Linked DNA regions of Homo sapiens: region 1 is linked to region 2. Evidence: read pairs that join two places in POLR2A ChIA-PET (ENCODE). Cell type or tissue: Panc1. All regions are shown on one strand. Each heading gives the region's core, and the rest is flanking DNA. Links, peaks and the distances in the headings are about the cores only.

What was found. Peaks named below come from ENCODE experiments on the same cell type or tissue, not always from the same donor. Only the 100,000 strongest peaks of a DNase experiment are listed, where the experiment ranks them.
Region 1: POLR2A ChIA-PET joins it to region 2 with 19 read pairs; 8 of 35 experiments call an interaction of 5 or more read pairs at or near these places.

The regions. Positions count from the first base shown.
Region 1 is chr11:83,104,994-83,115,675 of GRCh38, forward strand. LOC124902725 (a long non-coding RNA gene) reads right to left here. Exons shown (of 2, transcript XR_007062802.1): 2 at 6,529-6,707. It also overlaps the pseudogene COX5BP4 and the pseudogene C1DP5. Among named protein-coding and RNA genes, the nearest start is that of LINC02951, 13 kb to the left of the region's middle. In Panc1, for the core only: no CTCF peak of the experiment used is centred there; no DNase peak of the experiment used is centred there.
Region 2 is chr11:83,178,288-83,188,969 of GRCh38, forward strand. It overlaps PCF11 (PCF11 cleavage and polyadenylation factor subunit), which reads left to right. Exons shown (of 16, transcript NM_001346413.3): 12 at 2,721-2,904; 13 at 3,567-3,722; 14 at 4,112-4,204; 15 at 4,751-4,786; 16 at 6,392-7,507. The coding sequence ends at 6,607. It overlaps ANKRD42-DT (ANKRD42 divergent transcript), which reads right to left. Exons shown (of 3, transcript NR_149009.1): 3 at 6,204-6,566. It overlaps PCF11-AS1 (PCF11 antisense RNA 1), which reads right to left and starts at 9,197. Exons shown (of 1, transcript NR_133914.1): 1 at 7,234-9,197. In Panc1, for the core only: no CTCF peak of the experiment used is centred there; no DNase peak of the experiment used is centred there.

The sequences.
Region 1 (10,682 bases), core at 3,554-7,553, 74 kb before region 2:
AAAAAAAAAAAAAAAAGGTATCATCCTCATAGTCCCCTTGTGCCCCCTCACTCCCATCAACACATAACCGCCATCCTGAATTTATGGTAATAACTTCTTGCTTTTCTTTCTAATTTTACCACATAAGTTTCTAAACATGACAGTTTAATTTTTGCTTGTTTTTGAACTTTAAGAATCAAATCATTTATGTAGTAATATTATTTTATATTTGACTTCTTTAGCTTAATATGTTGTTGTGTGTTTATTGTTCCACTGTAGTGTTCTGTTGTAAAAATATGCCAGCTTTTATTTATTCATTCTACTGTTTATAATGATGTTAGTTGTTTCCAGTTTTTTGCTGCTATGAATAATGCTGAGTGCTGCTATAAATATGCTTGTTTATGTCTCCTGATGCACATATTCATGCATTCTTATCCAGTACATTCCTAGGAGTAGAATTGCTGGGTTGTAGGAATGTATATATTCAACTTCCATAGCTAATACAGAGAGTTTTCCCGATTGGTTATACCAATTTACCTTCCCATTAGCAATGTATGAGAGCTGTTGCTCCATGTCTTCACCAACAATTGGGATTGTCTGTCCTCTTACGTGGGTGCACAGTCATATTTCATTGTTGTTTTAATTAACATTTCCCTGAATACTGACATTCATTGGCCATTTGGATATCTTCTTTTACAAAGTGCCTGTTCAAGACGTTTGCCCACTTATAAAATTAGATTTTTTAGACTTTTTCTTATGATTTGTAGCTGTTTTTCTTGTATACTAGGGATATGAGTCCTAGTAGATTATATGTGTTGCATATATCTTCTGTCACTCTGGTTTGCTTTTTCATTTTCCTAGTGCTATCTCTTGATGAATAAAGCTCTTCATTTTCATGTAGTCAAGTTATCAGTCTTTTCCTTTATTGTGCTTTTTTGGGTTATGTGTAGGAACTTTTCATCGTCTCAAGGTGGATACGCTCCTGTGTTATCTCCTATAAGGTGTGTTGTTCTATCCTTCATATTTAGGAATATAGTACACCTGGAGTTTTTGTATTATCTTTTCATTTTTAGCACTTGGATATCTAATAACCCAGCATCATTTATTGAAAAACTTTTTCCTACTGTTCTGAAGTGTCATTTTTGTCATAAATTAGATGTCCTTATGGAAGTTCATTTCTGGGCTTAGTATTTTCTATCCTTGCAACATTACCATACTGACTTAATTGCTATAGCTTTATAAGTCTTGATATTCAATGGGACAATTACTCCTACCTTGCTCCTTTTCAAAAGTTTATTTTCCATTCTGGGTCCTTTCCATGTTTCTATAAATTTGAGAATCACCTTATGGAGTCTTATAAACCAAGTCCTCTTGGAATTTGGATTGGAATTGCATTGAATCTGTAGATAATCTGAGATGAAGCAGTATCTTTAGTGTAACTGGGTCTTCCAATCCATGAATATGGTACAGCCTCTCCTTAATTTAGTTGTTCTTCTTTTTTTTCAGGTGGGTTGGGGGAGAAGGAGCCAATTCAATGTCTAGTCTTTACTGGAAAGAAGAAACTTTACAGCGCATTTTGAGCAATTTAGTGCAGAGTCTCAGTGGGTCAACTGGCGGGGCACCAGATAGTAATGGATTTCACAGTTAGGGCATTGCTGGGTCTCACCTTTGTGCAGCCAAAAACTAGAGGACAGCACTGTTGTACTCTTCACAGATGCAGCCCACTATTCACTTGTTGGTGATGGAGGAGACTAAATTAGGGTCTTCTTTGGTGCCAGAAGCTTCCTTTTGGAGTAGTGTATTCTATGGGTCCAGTCCCTTTCATGCAGCCATTATGACCTACATCTCCAGTCCAGACACATCACCATCAGTAGGAACACCACCTTCAGATGCCATGGAGCACATCAAGGCCACCCACTGGAACCATGGGCCCTCAGAGTCTGCAAGGGCAGCACTCCAACTCTGTGGCATAACCTCAAAGCCATATGCTCACGACAAGCAGCAGCACTTCTGGGAACAGGCTTCAGAGACAACTTGAGTTCTTCCTTAATTTCTCTCAGTAAGATTTATAGTTTTCTATGTACAGGTTGTGTACTTTTTCTTTGTGTGAACTTATTCCTATTTGAAACTTCAGATGCTGTGGAAATTGTATGTTTTTAAAAAAGTTTTCTAACTGTTTATTGTTGGTATGTAGAAATATATCTGATTTGCATACTGGTCCTTTATCCAGCAACCTTCTTAAATTCACTTTTTAATTCTAATAATTTATCTGTAGATTCTTTTGGATTTTCTATGTATGTAACTATATCATTTGTAAATAATGCCAGCTTATTTCTTCCTCTTCCTCACTCTGACATTCTAAAATGTCTCCTCTTTTCTATAAGTACTTTAAAAATAATGATTAAATAATTTATTTATCTGGAGTTTATTTTGAGCATTGAGTATGCAGTGTGGCTCTAAGCTAATTTTTTTCCCAGATGGATATCCTGATTTTTATGTAACAGTTATTAAATAAACCATCTTTCCTCAATAATTTGAAATGAGACCTTTATAATAGATTAAATTCCTATGTGTATTTGATTTCACTTTTGTGGGTTTTTTTTTGGATCACTGAACTCTTTTAGTTATTGTAACTTTAAAATGTTTTAATATTTGGTAGATCTTCTTATTTATTTTTGGAATATATATTTCTATTCTTATTTAATTTTTCATATAAATTTGGGAATCAGCTTATCTAATTCCAAGACAAAATTCTATTTAGATTTTTATTAGGAGAGCTTAAGTTATAGATTCTATTTATAAAGTTGAGCTTTCCGGATAGGTGCAGTGACTCACACCTGTAATCCTAGCACTTTGGGAGGCTGAGGCAGGAGGTCAAGGCTGCAGTGAACTGAGATTGTGCCACTGCACTCCAGCCTGGGTGACAAAGTGAGACCCTGCCTCAGAAAAAAAAAAGTTGAGCCTTCCTATCTTTTTCTCTGTTTCTTTTCTTTTCTTTTCTTTTTTGGCAGAGTCTCACTCTGTTACCCAGGCCGGAGTGCAGTGTTACAATCTCAGCTCACTGCAACCTCTGCCTCCCAGGTTCAAGTGATTCTCCTGCCTCAGCCTCCTGAGTAGCTGGGACTATAGGCATGCACTACCACGTCCGGCTAATTTTTGCATTTTTAGTAGAGACAGTTTTGCTATGTTGGGCAAGCTGGTCTCGAACTCTGGACCTCAGGTGATCTGCCCGTCTCGGCCTCCCAAAGTGAGCCACTGCACCTGTCCAAGGGCTACCTTTCTAGTGGTTCAAATTGTTTGTGTCACTTAATACTTTAATATAGATCTTGTGCATATATCAATTTATTTCTAGACATTTATCTTTTTTGTTGGTACTGTTAATAAAGCTATTTTCTTCATTATGTTTCCAAACTGGTCATCGTTTGCTTGAATGTTGCTTATTAACCTTTCTGTGAGTTAATTTTGGGTTTTTTGTTTGTTTTGGTTTATTTTGTTTTTGCTTTTTCTTTTTTTTTTTTTTTTTTGAGACAGGATCTCACTCTATTGCCCAGACTGAAGTATAGTGGTACAAACATGGCTGAATGTAGCCTTAACCTCCTGAGCTTAAGAGATCCTCACACTTCAGCCTCCCAAGTAGATGGGACCACAGGCGTGCACCACCATGCCTAGCAAATTTTTTTGTTTTAATTTTTATAAAGATGAGGTCTCTCTATATTGCCCAGGCTAGTCTCAAATTCCTGGGCTTAAGCAATCCTCCTGCCTTGGCCTCCCAAAGTGCTGGGATTACAGGCATGAGCCACTGAGACCAGTCATTCTGTGAGTTAATTCTGTAATCCAACCACTGAACTAAATTCTCTTCTTGTTTGTAATAGTTTTTCAGTTGATTCTCTTGTTTTTCTCAGGTAAGCAATTTATATAATTTTTAAACAACATGTAATTTACTTCTTCCTGCCTGTTTTTTATTTCACTGATTTCTATTAAGAGATTTTAAGCAGGAGAGCCCTCCTGCTTAAATCTAATCTGATTACAACATCAAAAGATTACACTGGCTGCAAAGGTGGAATCAAGAAAATCATTTAGGTGTCCAGTAACAAAAGATGGTATCTTGAGCTAAGAGAGTGGCAGTAGAGGTAGAGAGAAGTAGGGAGATGGGAGATATATTTTGGAGGTCAAATATGTGGCAGAGAAAGGTTAATCATATTATTCTAAAGATTTGGAAAATTCTTGGAAATCTTAGAATATAAGAATCATAGTTTATTAGAAGAGACCGTAAATATAATCAAGAGTCTCTAACCCGATGCATTCTCAGTTTCACTACAATTTCCTGGCTACTTCCAGTGGTAGAGAACTCACTACCTCCCATGTCAGCCATTCAATTTATTCAATTCACTCCACAAACCCTGCTCTTTGTCAGGTACTGTGAGGGACCCTAGAAAACATGGATAATGAAGATCCACTCCCTTCTCTGGGGAAGTAATGAAGATTCACTCCCTTCTCTGGAGAAGCTCATAGAAATGGACAACTCTTTTGGAAAGTCTCTTTCCTGGCTGGGCAATGTGGCTCAGGCTTAGCAACCTTTCTAATGGTTTAAATTGTTTGTGTCACTTAATACTTTAATATAGATCTTGTGCACTTCTTATCAATTTATTTCCAGACATTTATCTTTTTTGTTGGTATTGTTGATAAAGTTATTTTCTTCATTATGTTTCCAAACTGGTCATTGTTGGCTTGAATGTTGCTTATTAACATTTCTGTGAGTTAATTTTGGGTTTTTTGTTTGTTTGTTTTGGTTTGTTTTTGTTTTTGCTTTTGTTTTGTTTTTTCTTTTTTGAGACAGAATCTGACTCTGTTGCCCAGACTGAAGTGCAGTGGCACAAACATGGCTGAATGCAGCCTTAAACCTCCTGGGGTCAAGAGATCCTTCCACTTCAGCCTCTCAAGTAACTGGGACCAGTGGCTCATGCCTGTAATCCTAGCACTTTGGGAGGGCAACGCAGGCGGATCGCTTGAGCCCAGGAGTTGGAGATCAGCCTGGGCAATATATGGTGAAACCCGCATCTCTACAAAAAAATTAAATACATAAATACAAAAATTAGCTGGGCATGGTGGCATGTGCCTTTAGCCCAAGCTATCTGGGAGGCTGAGATAGGAGGATTAATTAAACCAAGGAGGTCGAGGTTGCAGTGAGCCATGCTCATGCCACTGCACTCCAGTCTGGGTGACAGAGCAAGACCCTGTCTCAAAAACAAACAAACAAAAATTTAAATGGCAAATCTACATATGAATTCAATACAGTAGACATTTAAACCTTGCACTGCCACATAATTATTTATTTTGTGAAAAAATGACATACTTTTTGAATATGTATACATCAAAACCAAAAACTAAATGTTTACTTTTTTGTTTATTGACAGCTTTTTGTTTGTTTCTTGTTTTTTGTTTTGTCTTTTGAGACAGGGTCTCACTCTGTTTCCCAGGCTGGAGTGCAATGGCACCATCAAAGCTCACTGCAGCCTTGATTTCCAAGGCTCAACTGATCCTCCTGCCTCAGCCTCTCCAGCAGCTGGGACTACAGGCACGTGCCATCATGTCTGGCTAATTTTCTCCATTTTTTGTAGAGACAGGGTCTCCTTATGTTGTCCAGGCCAGTCTTGAACTCCTGGGTTCAAGTGATTCTCCTGCCTCAGCCTCCCAAAGGCTGGGATTACACGCATGAGGCACTGTGCTAGGCCTCTACTGACAACTTTTTTTTTGTTTTTTGAGACAGGGTCTCACCCTGTTACCCAGGCTAGAGTGTAGTGGCACAGTCTCCACTCACTGCAACCTCCAGGTTCAAGCAACTGTTGTGCCTCAGCCTCCCAAATAGCTGGAATTACAGGCGTGCACCACCACGCCCAGCTAATTTTTGTAGAGACAGAGTCTCATCATGTTAACCAGGATGGTCTCAAACTCCTAGGCTCAAGCAATCCCAAAGTGCTGGGATCACAGCCTCCCAAAATGCTAGGATTACAGGTATGATCCACTTTACCCAGCTTTTACTAGCTTATTAAGTAACCGGAGAGTTTAGTCCCTACAGTTTTATGATGCATTTTTAGGTTTCAGTTCCCAGAGGTCATTTTTTACAAATGTTGAAGATGTACCTCTGTCCAGCTTGCCAGCCTTTTTCTGTTATTTCCTTGACTGTGTTCATATATATTCTGATTCTTTCCAATTCCTTCCTGCTTTACTAGCTGTTTCTTAGTATTAACTCCTTGAGTTGCCAAATAAACTCAAAACTTTAAATTTAATGTGTACATAGAAACTAAATCCACTTTCACTTGTTTAAGTGGGTCCAACTTCTGCAACAACTCATTTCAAGAAACAGACATCATGGTCTTTAGCATATTATCCACAGCACCAGTGTAATTCTCAAGCATTGACAAATATTCATGAATTTCCACTGGATGGTCTTCATTAATTTCTTCATGTGCCTTAATGACTGACTCACAGCCTTCAAATCCAGTCTGCCAGAAAGTGGCCAAGCAATGATGGTATCAATTCATACTTTCATTTTGGTTTAATGTGTACTTTTTTTTTTTATTATTAGAGACAAGTTCTCGCTCTGTTCCTACTGAAGTGCAGTGGTGGGATCATGGCCTTCTGCAGCACAGAACTCCTGGGCTCAAGCAGTCTTCCCATCTCAGCTTCCCAAAGTGCTAGGATTACAGGCATTAGCCACCAGGCTCAACCTAAAAAAAAAAAAAAAAAACCCTGTCTTTTTAGGAATTTATTATATCAAGTGTATGACTAGCTTTGGAAACAATATACTAAACAACTATGTAATCAATTACCTTGCTAGGCTCAGCAAATACTAGCTGATTACCATTACAAAAGTATTTGTCGACTGAAAAGCCTGGGAATAAAACTAATAACACATATGGAAGGAAGTTGATAAATGTTGATAAATGTTACAAGTGAAATAGAAATATTTGATTTATCCAAGATAAGCGATGATACAAAGTCTGCTTTTACAGACAACAGACACGATTATAATATCCATTTCCAAATAATCAACCTTTTTTTAAAATGGGCAACAGTCCACTACTCTTCCAAAGTATTAATAGTTATGTTAATCATGTGTTCAAAATCCTCATCCTAGTTAACCATCAATATATTTAATGAAGATATTATCTTCTTGATAAGGCATTTTAATGCAGCATTTGAATAGGACTAAATTTACAGTATCAAAAGTCTTAATACAATTTGATGTGTTTTCCCAAATGAGTTGCAGAAAAATGACAAGGGGAGAAGAGTGATTTTTCTATAAAGGGGGTAACCCTGGTCAATTCAGAATTAGAGACAGCTGTGAGTTATAATGGGTTCCTCTGAGAATTGCCATGTTTAAATTAAACTGATGATCTGATAGCTCGGGGAATAATTCCTGGTGCAAGTGTTGTGGGCATTTTGCATCCTGCATGATGTAAGATAATTTTTCTCCCTGAATGTTTTCTTTAAATCTAGGTAATTTGAACTAGTATAAACAGCATTGGTGGCCAGGTGTGGTGGCTCATACCTATTATCTCAGCACTTTAGGAGGCTGAGGTGAGAGGATCACTTGAGCCCAGGAATTCAAGACCAGCCTGGGCAACATAGTGAGACCCTGCCTCTAAAATAAAATAAAATAAAATAAAATAAAAATCATTGGTTATCCTATCAGAGATGTCTGACTTTGCATTCTGATATGAATGTTTTGGAGAAATCTAATAGTTTTTTTTATCTTGCACATGTTACTTTTCTAATTTTTTCATACTTAAATAGATTATAATATTTCCCTAATAAAGATGCTGTGAAATTGGATAAATGCAATGTGTTTATTTTCACTCATTTGATTTCCATATACATAAATGTATATATAACTAACATAAACCCTTACTTAGTAGGTGTTTAGTAATGTCAGAGAGCAAATTCCCTACCATGTATTCCCTTTCTTTTTAAGCCATTCATTTGCCTAAGTAATTTCTCTCTCTCCTTACCCGACATTTATTGTGTCATCAAGTTCTTTTGATTTGGCTTCTGCAATGCTTTTCCAATTGGTTTCATAATTTTCATTCTTTCCTGAATTCTCAGTTCAGGATTGCAACGACCTTTTAACTAATTTTTTTCACTCCCTCTAGTCTTGCCACTTCCATTCCATCTTCCACACTGTCCAGAGCTTCTCAAAACACAGTTCTGATTATGAGTCAACATTTCTTGCCTAAATAATTTTAATGACCAATCTTTATATTGCAGGGATCTTGTCTCCTTCATCTTGCATCTCCATAGTCAAACAGCATGTTCCATGTTTACCACCCCATTCTATCAGCTTCTGACGTTTTCTGTGATTGGATTAGGTTATAGCAAACTTTCTGAACAAAAGATCTATAACTAACTTTTTATTTTATTTGAGACGAAGTCTTGCACTGTCACCCAGGCTGGAGTGCAGTGGCACAATATTGGCTCGCTGCAGCCTCCACCTCCTGGGTTTAAGAGATTCTCGTGCCTCAGCTTCCCAAGCAGCTGGGATTACAGGTGTGTGCCACCACGCCTGGCTAATTTTTATATTTTTTAGTAGAGACGGGGTTTCACCATGTTGGCCAGGCTGGTTTTGAACTCCTGACCTTAGGTGATCCACCCACCTTGCTTTCCCAAAGTGCTGGGATTACAGGCGTGTGCCACCGTGCCCAGTCTATAACTGACTTTAAAACACATGAAAAAGATGTTCACTTAAAATAAGGGATGTGCAAATTAAAACTAAGATATTAGCTTTCATCAGTTTGGCAAACATCAACAAGTTTGACCATAAATTATTTTGGCCAGGATGTGGGGAAACATTCTCAAAGTTTATAGGAGGACAAATTGGAACCATCATTTTAGATAACAGATTTTTTTTTTTTTTTTTTTGAGACAGGGTCTCACTCTGTCACCCAGGCTATAGTGCAATGGCCTGATCTCACCTCACGGCAACCTCTGCCTCCCAGTTTCAAGCAATTCTTGTGCTTCAGCCTCCCGAATAGCTGGAATCACATGTGTATACCACCACGCCTGGCTAATTTTTGTATTTTTAGTAGAGACAAGGTTTTGCCATGTTGGCCAGACTGGTCTCAAACCCCTGGCCTCAAGCCATCTGCCCTCGCTTCAGCCTCCCAAAGTGCTGGGATTATAGGCATGAGCCACCACGTTTGGCCTAGAGAATAATTTCTTAATATTTATCAAGAATGACCAAAAGTTTGACCCAACATTTTTAATTTATCCTACAGAAATACACATGCAAAGATATATACAAAGAATATTCATTGCAGTATCATAACATAAGCATCCCAAAAGATGGGAAATAGCCAAAATGTCTATCAACAGGGTAATGGTTATGTAAACTGCAGTGTATCCATAAAATGTAATCCTACGGAGCCATTAAAAAGAATAATGCAGGCTGGGTGCACTGGTTCACATCTGTAATCCCAGCACTTTGGGAGGCCGAGGCAGGCAGATCACTTGAAGCCAGGAGTTCCAAGAACAGCCTGGGCAATATGGTGAAACCCTGTCTCTACTAAAAATACAAAAATTAGCTGGATGTGGTGATGCACACCTGTGATCCCAGCTACTCAGGAGTCTGAGGCACAAGACTCACTTGAGTCCAAATGACGGAGATTGCAGTGAGCCGAGATCACGCCACTGCACTCCAGCCTGGGCATCAGACGGAAACTGTCTCAAAAAAAAAAAAAAGTGATGTGCGTGTACTGATACGGAAAGATCTCTGAAATAAAGTTTAAAAGTGAAGTGCAGAGCAGTGTATGTAGTATAATTTTTATAAAATTTTAAAAAATATATACATATATATTAAATATTAAAATATCTCTGGAGTGATATACAGGGGTTAAGGGGAGTGGTTGCCATTGAGGAGGTGAGCAAGGGACAAGGGATTCAGAGTGGTAGAGAGACTACTCTGGCAAAGTTTTTTCATCAGGCACAGAGCAATGGTTAAGCAAGTTATGGCAGATCACCTTGATGATATGAGTCTGGTAAATCTCATATATCAATTCTGATGTCTATTGCATCTCAAAACAGTCCTATGAGGTGGCATTGTTTATCTCTAACAGAGAGGCAAATTGATGATGGATGAGATTGAGTATCTGGTTGAGATCCTTTTATTGTTAGAAGCAATAGGGATTATGAATCCAGGACTATCTGGCACCAACTCCCTGCAGCCTGCCTGGAAAGTATCTCAGCTGTAAAAGAGATCCCATTGTATTCCAAGTATCATTCATGTCTGTGCTCTTTCACCACTAGACTGAAAGCTTCTTGAAAAGAAGAACCATACATCACTTCATCATCGCCACTATCACAATGACTAGCGCACGACAAGTGTTCAGTAAAAGTTTATTGACTTGAACAGTTAGATGATTTTCTTTAAGCAATCAGATACTTATGAGATGTAAATGCCACGATCTGCCATCTTTTCTAAAAGGTAGACTATTTTGATTTGTGTCCTCATCACACGAAGCAATTTAAGAAAGAAAAAACAGGATGGTGAGTGTAAAAACTACAGCCGCAGAATTCAGGAGCAGGCTGTTTTCTTTGATGGTGTTTGGTTTTCCAGGGCATGAGAGAAGAATTCAAAACTTTCTACAAACACTTGCCTCTCCACAGAACTGACAGGGCTAAGTGTGAAACAGACTCTGCACTTTATC
Region 2 (10,682 bases), core at 4,515-8,514:
GGGATTACAGGTGTGAGCCACCACACCTGGTCCCTCAAAATTTTCATTTTTTAATCTGTGATACAGAAAACTTAGGGAGTTTAAATATTAGGTATTGATAATTCATGTATTCCTGTTTAGTTTCATTTTCTGTGTATCATCATTTTTTCTGTATTGATATTCTTAACATTTTTGAGGTTCAGAAATGAGATTTTCATAGTTCAGCATTTACAATTAAAAAAAAATCGGCTGGGCGCGGTGGCTCACTCCTGTAATCCCAGCACTTTGTAAGGCCGAGGCAGGTGGATCACGAGGTCAGGAGATCGAGACCATCCTGGCTAACAAGACCATCCTGGCTAACATGGTGAAACCCCGTCTCTACTAAAAATACAAAAAATTAGCCGGGCGCAGTGGCGGGTGCCTGTAGTCCCAGCTACTCGGGAGGCTGAGGCAGGAGAATGGTGTGAACCCGGGAGGCGGAGCTTGCAGTGAGCCGAGATAACGCCACTGCACTCCAGCCTGGGCGAAAGAGCGAGACTGTGTCTCAAAAAAAAAAAAAAATCTATTTTTCATTTTATAAGTAATGTTAATTGTGGAAAATTAGAACATACTATAAATAAAATCAAGAAAACGTACAACTCTCACTTTATGGATAACAACTGTTAACATTTGGTGCATATCTTTTCATAATTTTCTATTGTATTATAAAAAACATTTAAAGATTTTTCTAGTGAATAAATTCATTAATCCTGTGAGTACTTTATAAAAAATAAAATAGTGAATGAGTTTTTCACTCTTAAAATCATTTTTTAAATTTGAATTAGATACTATAATGTAAAATCCTTTTTTTTTTCAAAGTAATACTTTCACATAAAGGCTTTTAATAAAAGATGGCATCCCTTTCTCCTTCACCCAACACTGTACCCTAGAGGCAATCATTTTATTTTTTTAACTTTTCAAACTATTTTTTCTGCCATTTACCTCTTTTTCCTTTTTTTTTTGAGACAGAGTCTCACTCTGTCACCCAGGCTAGAGTGCAGTGGCCCTGTCTTGGCTCATTGCAACCTCCGCCTCCCAGGTTCAAGTGATTCTCCTGCCGCAGCCTCCTGAGTAGCTAAGATTATAGGCACCCATCACCACGCCCAGCTAATTTTTGTATTTTTAGTAGAGATGGGGTTTCATCATGTTGTCCAGGCTGTTCTCGAACTCCTGGGCTCAAGTCATCTGCCCGCCTCGGCCTTCCAAAATGCTGGGATTACAGGTTTGAGCCACCTATTTCTTATAATACACATAATTTTCTGTTTCTTGATTTACCACATCTGGACATAATCTCTTAACTTTCTGAAAGTGATTTAGGCTGGGCGCAGTGGCTCATGCCTGTAATCCCAGCACTTTGGGAGGCTGAGGTGGGCAGATCACCTGAGGTCAGGAGTTCAAGACCAGCTTGGCCAACATGGTAACATGTCTCTACTAGAACCTGTCTCTACTAGAAATACTAAAATTAGCTGGGCGTGGTAGTGGGCACTTGTAATCCCAGCTACTCGGGAGGCTGAGGTGGGGAGAATTGCTTGAACCCAGGAGGCGGAGGCTTTAGTGAGCTGAGATCGGGCCACTGCACTGCATCCTGGGTGACAGAGCGCGAGACTCCGTCTCCAAAAAAAACGGGCGGGGGGTGGATTTAGCTAGCTCTTGTAGTGTCCTACTAACTCCCCTCCATGTAGTTATAAGACTGTTTTTTATTATTCAGTATTAATATTGTGACTAGATGTTTATTTTGTTGCTGTAACAAAGTACCAGTGTTCTGTTATTTGCTTTATTCTATTTTTTTTTTTTTTTTTTTGAGATGGAGTCTCACTCTGTGGCCCAGGCTGGAGTGCAGTGGCGTGATCTTGGCTCACTGCATCCTCCGCCTCCCGATTCAAGTGATTCTCCTGCCTCAGCCTCCTAAGTAGCTGGGATTACAGGCATGTGCCACCACACCCAGCTAATTTTTGTATTTTTAGTAGGGACAGGGTTTCACCACGTTGGTCAGGTTGGTCTTGAGCTCCTGACCTCGTGATCTGCCCACCTTGGCCTCCCAAAGTGCTGGGATTACAGGCGTGAGCCGCTGTGCCCGGCTATTTTTTTTTTTTTTCTTGGAGTTAATAACTGCTCTGTTTGTTCACTTACTTGGTCTTCTATATATACCTGTTTCTTCCCAAATAGGGAGCCCAGAATTTAAAAAACTAATTATTTGTTGACCACAGCAAACTAATTATTGTTTCCCAATGGTATTCTAAGTTTTCTCTTTAGTTATCCATACTATTATTATTTCTTCTGTCCTTTTTTCACTGTTACACCAGAGTGGAGAAGTTGAATTATTCAGAATGCCAAAGATCTAGAGAGGTGAAATTTAACTGTTCTGCCATGTCCATCTTGACTTGACTCCAAACTAAAATAAGCTAACTATTGCCTTGTTAGCTAGCACAGGATCATTTCATTTTTAGCTAAAAGGAAATAAATAACTGGGTCAGGGCTATCAATAAGAAGACAGGCTCCATCTTCCAAAAGTCACCAAAGTTAAGGTAAAGAGGGTCAATCACATTGTTAGAGAATAATACTGATCTTTGGGTATTAACTGTTTCAGCCAGCTCTTGGTTTCACCATTGTTACAGTATGGAAAATTGAAATATTTGTAATTGGCTTTTAAAGGCCATTAAGCCATATTATCAACACTAAAGATTATTTCTTTTTCAAAATAGACGTTATGACAGTGTTATAAATCGACTGTACACTGGTATTCAGTGTTACTCTTGTGGAATGAGGTTTACAACATCACAGACAGATGTTTATGCAGATCATTTGGACTGGCATTATCGGCAAAATAGAACTGAAAAGGATGTTAGCCGAAAAGTCACTCATAGACGTTGGTACTACAGTTTAACAGTAAGTAACCCATGTGCCTCCATAGTATCTTTTAGGCTTAAATTATATCATTCTAAAAGTATATTAATTTTAATAATTATTAAAATTTAATTTTAATTAAGTAATTTAATAATTTTAATAACTGCTGGAATCTAACATTGAAATTTCCTGAATAAAATTTGACCCCTAGAATATAAACAGATTTTTTAAAAAATGAATTTTGAAGAGTATTTTTTTTTTTAAATTAAGATTAGAGTATAGCATACAGGCTTGTTCTAGCTCTAAAAGTCCAAGGCTTTGACCCCTGGAATATAAACACATTTTTTAAAAAATGAATTTTGAAGGGAATTTTTTTTTTTTTAATTAAGATTAGAGTGTAGCCTACAGGCTTGTTCTAGCTCTAAAATTCCCAGGCTCTAGGACTGTTTTTTGTAAAAAAAAAAATATACTTGAAGCTTGTCTTTTTTGAATTAGTAGTTGTAACTATAGAGTTAATGGAAAAGATCTTAATTATTAGTTTCATGTTGTCATTAGTTATATGTTTCAAAGTATAATTTTAAATAATATTAGAGCATAATGTAGAAAATAGTATACCCCTACCTTTAAATGGCATTATATTGAAGATACACAGTAAAAATTTAGAAATAAATGGAATAATCTTTTAAAAATCAACTCCTTTTAAGGACTGGATAGAATTTGAGGAGATAGCTGATCTGGAAGAACGGGCAAAGAGCCAGTTTTTTGAAAAGGTGCATGAAGAAGTTGTGCTCAAAACTCAAGAGGCTGCTAAAGAAAAAGAGTTCCAAAGTGTACCTGCTGGACCAGCTGGAGCAGTTGAGGTGAGAGAAGAACGTTTAAGTTTTCTCACAGTGGGAGTGTCCCTCACTTCCTTTATGTAAATACTCATAAACACATCACTATATTTATATCCCTGTTTTAATGATTTTAAGACTTCTTGAAAGCTCTACTCTTCAATTTTACTCTTACAATCTAGCTTTGAGTTTCATAACTACAGTGGCCAAAAGCAGTGAAATGTTTACTCTTTTTACTGGAAAGATTGACAGAATCCCATAAATGTATTTTGAATCATACTGTATATTGGACATTATTCAAACTTTTGGAACACTCATAAATTCTTTACTCCACTTAACAGTGTTTGTATATTTTTACTTAATGGGGTTAAATATGGTCTATTATGTAAATTTCATTTTATATGATTCTATTTTAGAGTTGTGAAATCTGTCAAGAACAATTTGAACAATACTGGGATGAAGAAGAGGAGGAATGGCATTTGAAAAATGCTATTAGAGTAGATGGAAAGGTAATTTTCATTTCTTTATAAGGAAGTGTTAAGATTAGTGTTTTTTTGTTGGGTTAACACATTACTTTGAAAGGAGGCGGTTCATAATAGTTTTTGTTTGATTTTTGGTCTTAATAAAAAGGGTATTGGACTTTAGTAATAGAATGTTTGAATTAGAAGGGATCTTAGCAGTCACCCGGTTCTGTACACTTTACACAGGAGGTTGCACTATTAGTCAGTGACAGACCCAGGACTAGGTCTTCTGAATCTAGTTAGTCGTTTTTCTGTCGACCCACACTATTTTGATTGTGGATTTATATTTCATCATCAAACTATACTGTGCTGAAAACAAAGCAAGTTAGGCTAGATACTTAAATGGGCCAAGAGAAGTCAGTTTTTCAGACTCTTTAAGCATAAGGATGAAAATTTGGTTTTATCCATTTTGGGACCAAATAATTTTTGTCTTCTTTCCAAAGACTATCTTCTGGCTTAAAGTTAAAAAGAAATATCAGAATAGCCCATTAGAAATGAATACGCACATATTTACTTTTTTTCTTTTTGCTTCAGATTTATCATCCATCATGTTATGAAGATTATCAAAATGTAAGTTCTTTTTGGTTACTGTATTTGTTCTCATTTGCATTAATAAATTTTACTTTTCAGTTTTTTTTTTGCATCAGAGCAATATTGTTATTTTAAACTTAATATATTGAACTGTTTTTGTTTTTTGATATAGCATTTAGGTTGTTCAGTAAAAACTGGTGCCAGATTGACAGAATTGACATATATGAATATCATTTTCTGTGATAACGCAAACAATTAAAATTTTGAAATTTATCATTCCTTGCATTTTATTCACTTGAATCATGGTATCTTTTACTAGTCCACTAGGCCCAAAGAAATGTGAGGAAAAGTGAAGATAAGGATCCTGATGGGGATACGTTTCTAGAGCTATGGGTAGCATTTACTGCTATTTTTTTTTCTTACATCTCTATTCAGCCATCTAAATAGGTATATTCTTTTTGTTGTTTTGTTCTGAGACAAAGTTTCGCTCTTGTTGCCCAGGCTGGAGTGCAATGGCGCAATCTCGGCTCACTGCAACCTCCACCTCCTGGGTTCAAGGGATTCTCCTGCCCCTGCTTCCCAAGTAGCTGGGATTACAGGCGTGCACCACCACACCTGGCTAATTTTGTATTTTTAGTAGAGACAGGGTTTCACCACATTGGTCAGGCTGGTCTTGAACTCCTGACCTCAAGTGATCCACCCACCTTGGCCTCCCAAAGTGCTAGGATTATAGGCGTGAGCCACCGTGCTCGGCCAAAATAGGTATACTTTTTAATGATCACATACGGAATCTAAAAATGATACCAGTCGTTGACCTTAAAAGTTCAAATGGTCGGCTGGGCGTGGTGGCTCATGCCTGTAATCCCAGCACTTTTGGGAGGCCGAGGCGAGTGGATCACCTGAGGTCAGGAGTTCGAGAACAGCCTGGCCAACATGGTGAAACCCTGTCTCTACTAAAAATACAAAAATTAGCCAGGCATGGTGGCGGGTGCCTATAGTTCCACCTGATTGTGAGGCTGAGGCAGGAGAATTGTTTGAATCCAGGAGGTGGAGGTTGCAGTGAGCTGAGTTCATGCCACTGCACTGCAACCTGTGCGACAAGAGTGAGCTCTGTCTCAAAAAAAAAAAAAAAAAAAAAAGTTCAAATGGTCATATTTGTAGTCTGTTTTTAAAATCAAGTAATGGAATAAATAGGTTTTTAGAGATAATGGGTTGGAGGCAATTTGGAAGGTTTATTTAGGTTGTCAGAAGACTAGTGTTGAGGGTGATGGTTTGTGGGGATTTAAAAAATCCTCAGACTATTTGAAATTAGGGTAGTAACAAGTCCCAGGATATATGTATGAGTTTAACATCTATGTAGAGATTAAAATGTAGAAGCATGTCTAATCAACTTTTTTTGGCTGTATAATGTCCTATAACTTAGCTGTTAACTGCTTAACTCACTGCTGAGTACATATTGAACGTGCAATATATATTTTATTTCTGGTTGTCTTTATGGCACATTTTGTTGGGAGGCAGGTGTTTCATTTGCATTTGGTTGTATGTGTGTTCTCTTGTTCATACAAGGGTCTTACAAGACTAAATGTTATTTAATGTGAGAATTTTGAACTTTCATCAGTACTCATAGGGCCTTTCATTTTGTAGACATCTTCATTTGATTGTACACCATCTCCCAGCAAGACACCAGTTGAAAACCCCTTGAATATTATGTTGAACATTGTCAAAAACGAATTGCAGGAACCCTGTGACAGTCCCAAAGTTAAGGAAGAACGAATTGATACACCACCAGCTTGTACAGAGGAAAGCATAGCAACACCCTCTGAAATTAAAACAGAAAATGACACAGTCGAGTCAGTTTAAATAAAATGAGAAAGGTATGTTTTTCTTTTTTAAAAAAGCTGCTGTTGGATCTAGAAGGTGAAGAATTTTTTTATGTATATATAGACATATCTATATAAATTGTCTGGCTGAGGCAGGGCCTTCAGCTATCATTTGGTTAATAAATACATTTTAGTATTTGCATTTCCTACTGCCTGCAGAGTTTCAGGTGCTTGTTGTGTGAAAGTTCTGTAGATGTGTGCAAATTTAACGAAATGAAATTGTATGTGTAAAAATGTACGATTTTTCACTGTGCAACTGTAAATTATAAATAAAAAATATTTTTGCTATTCATGGAGTGTAATATTTATGCACACCATCAAATAGTTTCTGTACTTTTTATTGGGTAAAAATGGAATTGAACAGCAACCTCAACATAAGATTTTTTTTCTAGTAGCCTCCCACTGATTAAAGAAGCAAGTTTGAGGTTTCATCCTTCAAAAGGGGGTTCCGAGAGAGCACCGTAGGGCTTTTCTCAAATAGAAAAGCCAGATTTTGAAAAAATTTTAAAGATAAAATAGGACATATTTTGCAGATATATATATATATATACACAAACACATCTCCAGGTATAGAGAACCATCCAGATGTTCACTTTTGAAAATATCTAATGATGCAAAGTTTTATTCTTGAACTTGGACACTGATGCCATCAAACAATTAACAAATATATTTAAGTACTAAAGGTGATTTTTTTTTTAAAGACTTTTTCAAATTGTCAAATGATTTAATGCAGATGAACATATTTCTATTTTAAGTAACGGGAATCTGTAAGAATGTTTGCTTGAGATATGGTTAACTTTTTTCTTTTGTTGGTTTTGACTTAGATGGACACCATGAGATGTTAATATTCATACATGTAATAAATAGAATGATGAAGAAACTTTGTTTGTACTTCTTTATTTCTTGAAAAGCTTTAGAATGTGACTTTCTTGTTGTCTTTCATCTGTTTTTTGAAACATGAACATGGTACTTGCTATGAGCCAGGCACTCTGAGACAGGTTAGTCTTTTCTGCCATTTATTGGAGATAGGCATATAAAACACTGAGTTTTATTGAGCACATAGTATGTGGCAGGCACTAGCACTTTCTACATGTATTTTCTCTGGTATTCACATCTAATAACTACATGGTAGATGGTGTCCCCACTTTACAGATGAAATTAAGCCACTCACTTTAAAATTTTTATAAGAATTTGAACGTGGCTTTGTTTCCTCTAATTCCATACAATTTCTGCAATTTTAAAAGATACCCCCAAATTGATTGTTAGGATAGAAATAAGCACACCAAACTACTGGAAGGTGGCTAAGGAAGATTCTACAAAAGTGGTGACATTTGAGTCTTGGAGGATAACCAGGAGTGGAGTCCATACTGATGGGAAGGGTATCTTTGGAAAATGAACAGCAAATGTAAAGGCTTAAAATACTTTTGTGTTTTCAAAAATTGACTTCTTATGGTTAAAACTCAGTAGTTTTGAATAGATTATGATGAGCCATTAATTTTTTTAGTAGAAATGGAGTCTCACTACGTAGTCCAGGCTGGTTTCGAATTCCTGGGCTCAAGTGATCCTACTGCCTTGGCCTCCCAGAGTGCTGGGATTACAGGCATGAGCCACGTGCCCAGCCTTTATTTTTAAGTAGTGAAGAGCCTTCTTGGTCATGCTAAGGAATTTTTATTAAACTGATGACCAGAGCAGCCACTAGAAATTTTAAACAGGGTGACATCCTATCTGCATTTAAGCTTTTTTATTTTTTTAAGAATCAAGTGAATACAATTTTAGAGATTGCTAAATCCAGAGAGGTCCAGTGGGAAAACTGGTAGCCATTGGATTTGAGTTGTAAACACGTAACAGCTGAACTTACGTATATGAACACTGCCATAGGAACTGAGGTCTGTGAATCCAAAAATGTAGGCAAAACTTCCTGTTGAACATTTTTCTGGGGAAACCACCATAGCTTTTATCAAATGCTTAAAGGTATGGAACATTCTAAAAGGAAGGTGATATTCAAACCTAAAAGTGTATCAACGGTATCCACATGGAGAAGAGGGTCAAGGATGGGGGAACAAAGACTGGTAGGTGGGAAGGTCAAAAAGAAAATGGGAAAACCAGCAATGGGAAAATTTTTTTTTTTCTTTTTTTGAGACAGTCTTGCTATGTTGCTCAGGCTGGATCAGTGCAGTAGCACAATCTCGGCTCAGTGCAGTGGCACAATCTCGGCTCACTGCAACCTCTGCCTCCTGGGTTCAAGTGATTCTCCTGTCTCAGCCTCCCAAGTAGCTGGGATTACAGGTGCCCGCCACCACGCCTGGCTAATTTTTATATTTTGAGTAGAGGCGGGGTTTCACCACGTTGGCCAGGCTGGTCTCGAACTCCTGACCTTAAGTGATCTGCCCGTCTTGGCCTCCCAGAGTGCTGGGATTACAGGTGTGCGCAGGAAGAAAATTTCAATGGACGAGGTAGTCAACAAAATGAAGTCAAGAAAATATGTAAGACTCAGAAATACTCTAACTGTTGACCTAAGAACAGCTGAGTATGGGTGCCAACACCTGGTGCAATGGGTAGTGTGGATGAGAGGTAACAAAATATTAAAAGCTATTTTTTTAAATGAAGTTTAACTCCAGAGATTGAATTGTAGTTAGACAAATAGGAGAGGCATTAGCATGTTAAGAGGAGCTCAGTGGAGAAATGGGTTGAAGATGGAGATGACCGGTATACCAGTCTCAAGGTTGTAACAAGATAGTATCAACAATAGCACAGGAGGGGCGGGGCACAGTGGCTCATGCCTGTAATTCCAGCACTTTGGGAGGATGAAGTGGGTAGATTGCTTGAGTGTAGGAGTTCAAGACCAGCCTGGGCAACATGGTGAAACTCCGTCGCTACCAAATATATGAAAAACCAGAGGGACACTGTCTGCCAAAAAAAATAAAAGCACAGGAAGGATTTAGCTTTGGAATGGAGGTGGGCCAGTGTTCTCCAAGATGGCCACTAGTATTTACAGTTGGGTTTGAGTTCAATTCTTATTTTCTCTTTGAGGTAGAAGGCCAGATGTAAGGCAGTGATCCAGATCTGCCCCATATTTGGCTGTGCATTAGAATTATAGTGAATTTAAAACAAATTTTAATACTAAATTTAGAGATGGGGCCTTACCAGGTTGTCCAGGCTGGCCTCGAACTCCTGGGATCAAGCCAGTCTCCCACCTCAGCCTCCCAAGTAACTAGATTACAGGTGCACACCACTACACCTGGCTTAGAATTAGTGAATATTAAGAGATTCCTAATCTCTGGAGAGTCTCATTTAGTTGATTCGCATTCAGGGGCACTTCTAGTATTCAAGCTCCATAGTTTTTTCTAATGAACAGCCAGATCTGGTAAATAATTCAGAAATCAACATCAACAGCATCCCCAAAGATAGAAAAAGAGTCAATACATAACACTGTTAGCTAGAAGTAGTAATCTAACACTGTAAAGTGCAGTAAGGAAAATTAAATGAAGCCTCAGAGATGATGGAACATTTTCTTTTAAATTGAATTGAAGTTTGAGAGAACAAGTAAAAGGAAAAGTATGTGTTTCCTAAAATCTAAAGATTTCATTAAGTTTATATCCTCCTGGTTTTAGTGTAATTTTCCCACTGAAAATGTCCAACTTTGATGCTTTGGAAAATAGAAAGCAATCTCATTGCAATTCAGCTAAAAATAAAAAGCTTTGGGAAGAAAAATAAGGAATTACATATAAAAAATTAAAACATTCTCATATAACAGCTTAGTATATACATATTTTTTATATGACTGACCTTACAATTTAGTACCAAGTAAGCAACCTAATGGAGGTTTACACAAAATATTCAGGAAAATCTGAGGAGGCATCTAACCATGCTGCAGGTGGAAAAATGTAGCTGCCTAAATGGAGGTAGAAATGGAAAATAAAGACTATTATCAAGAAAGACCTGCACTCTTGTAGAATTGGGAAGTTTTTTCCTAATCCTAAATGGGGTCAGCTCCCAGAGATAATGGGCATTGTGTTGAGCAGGTGGGGAAGAGTAGCTAAATAAGAGCCAAAAGG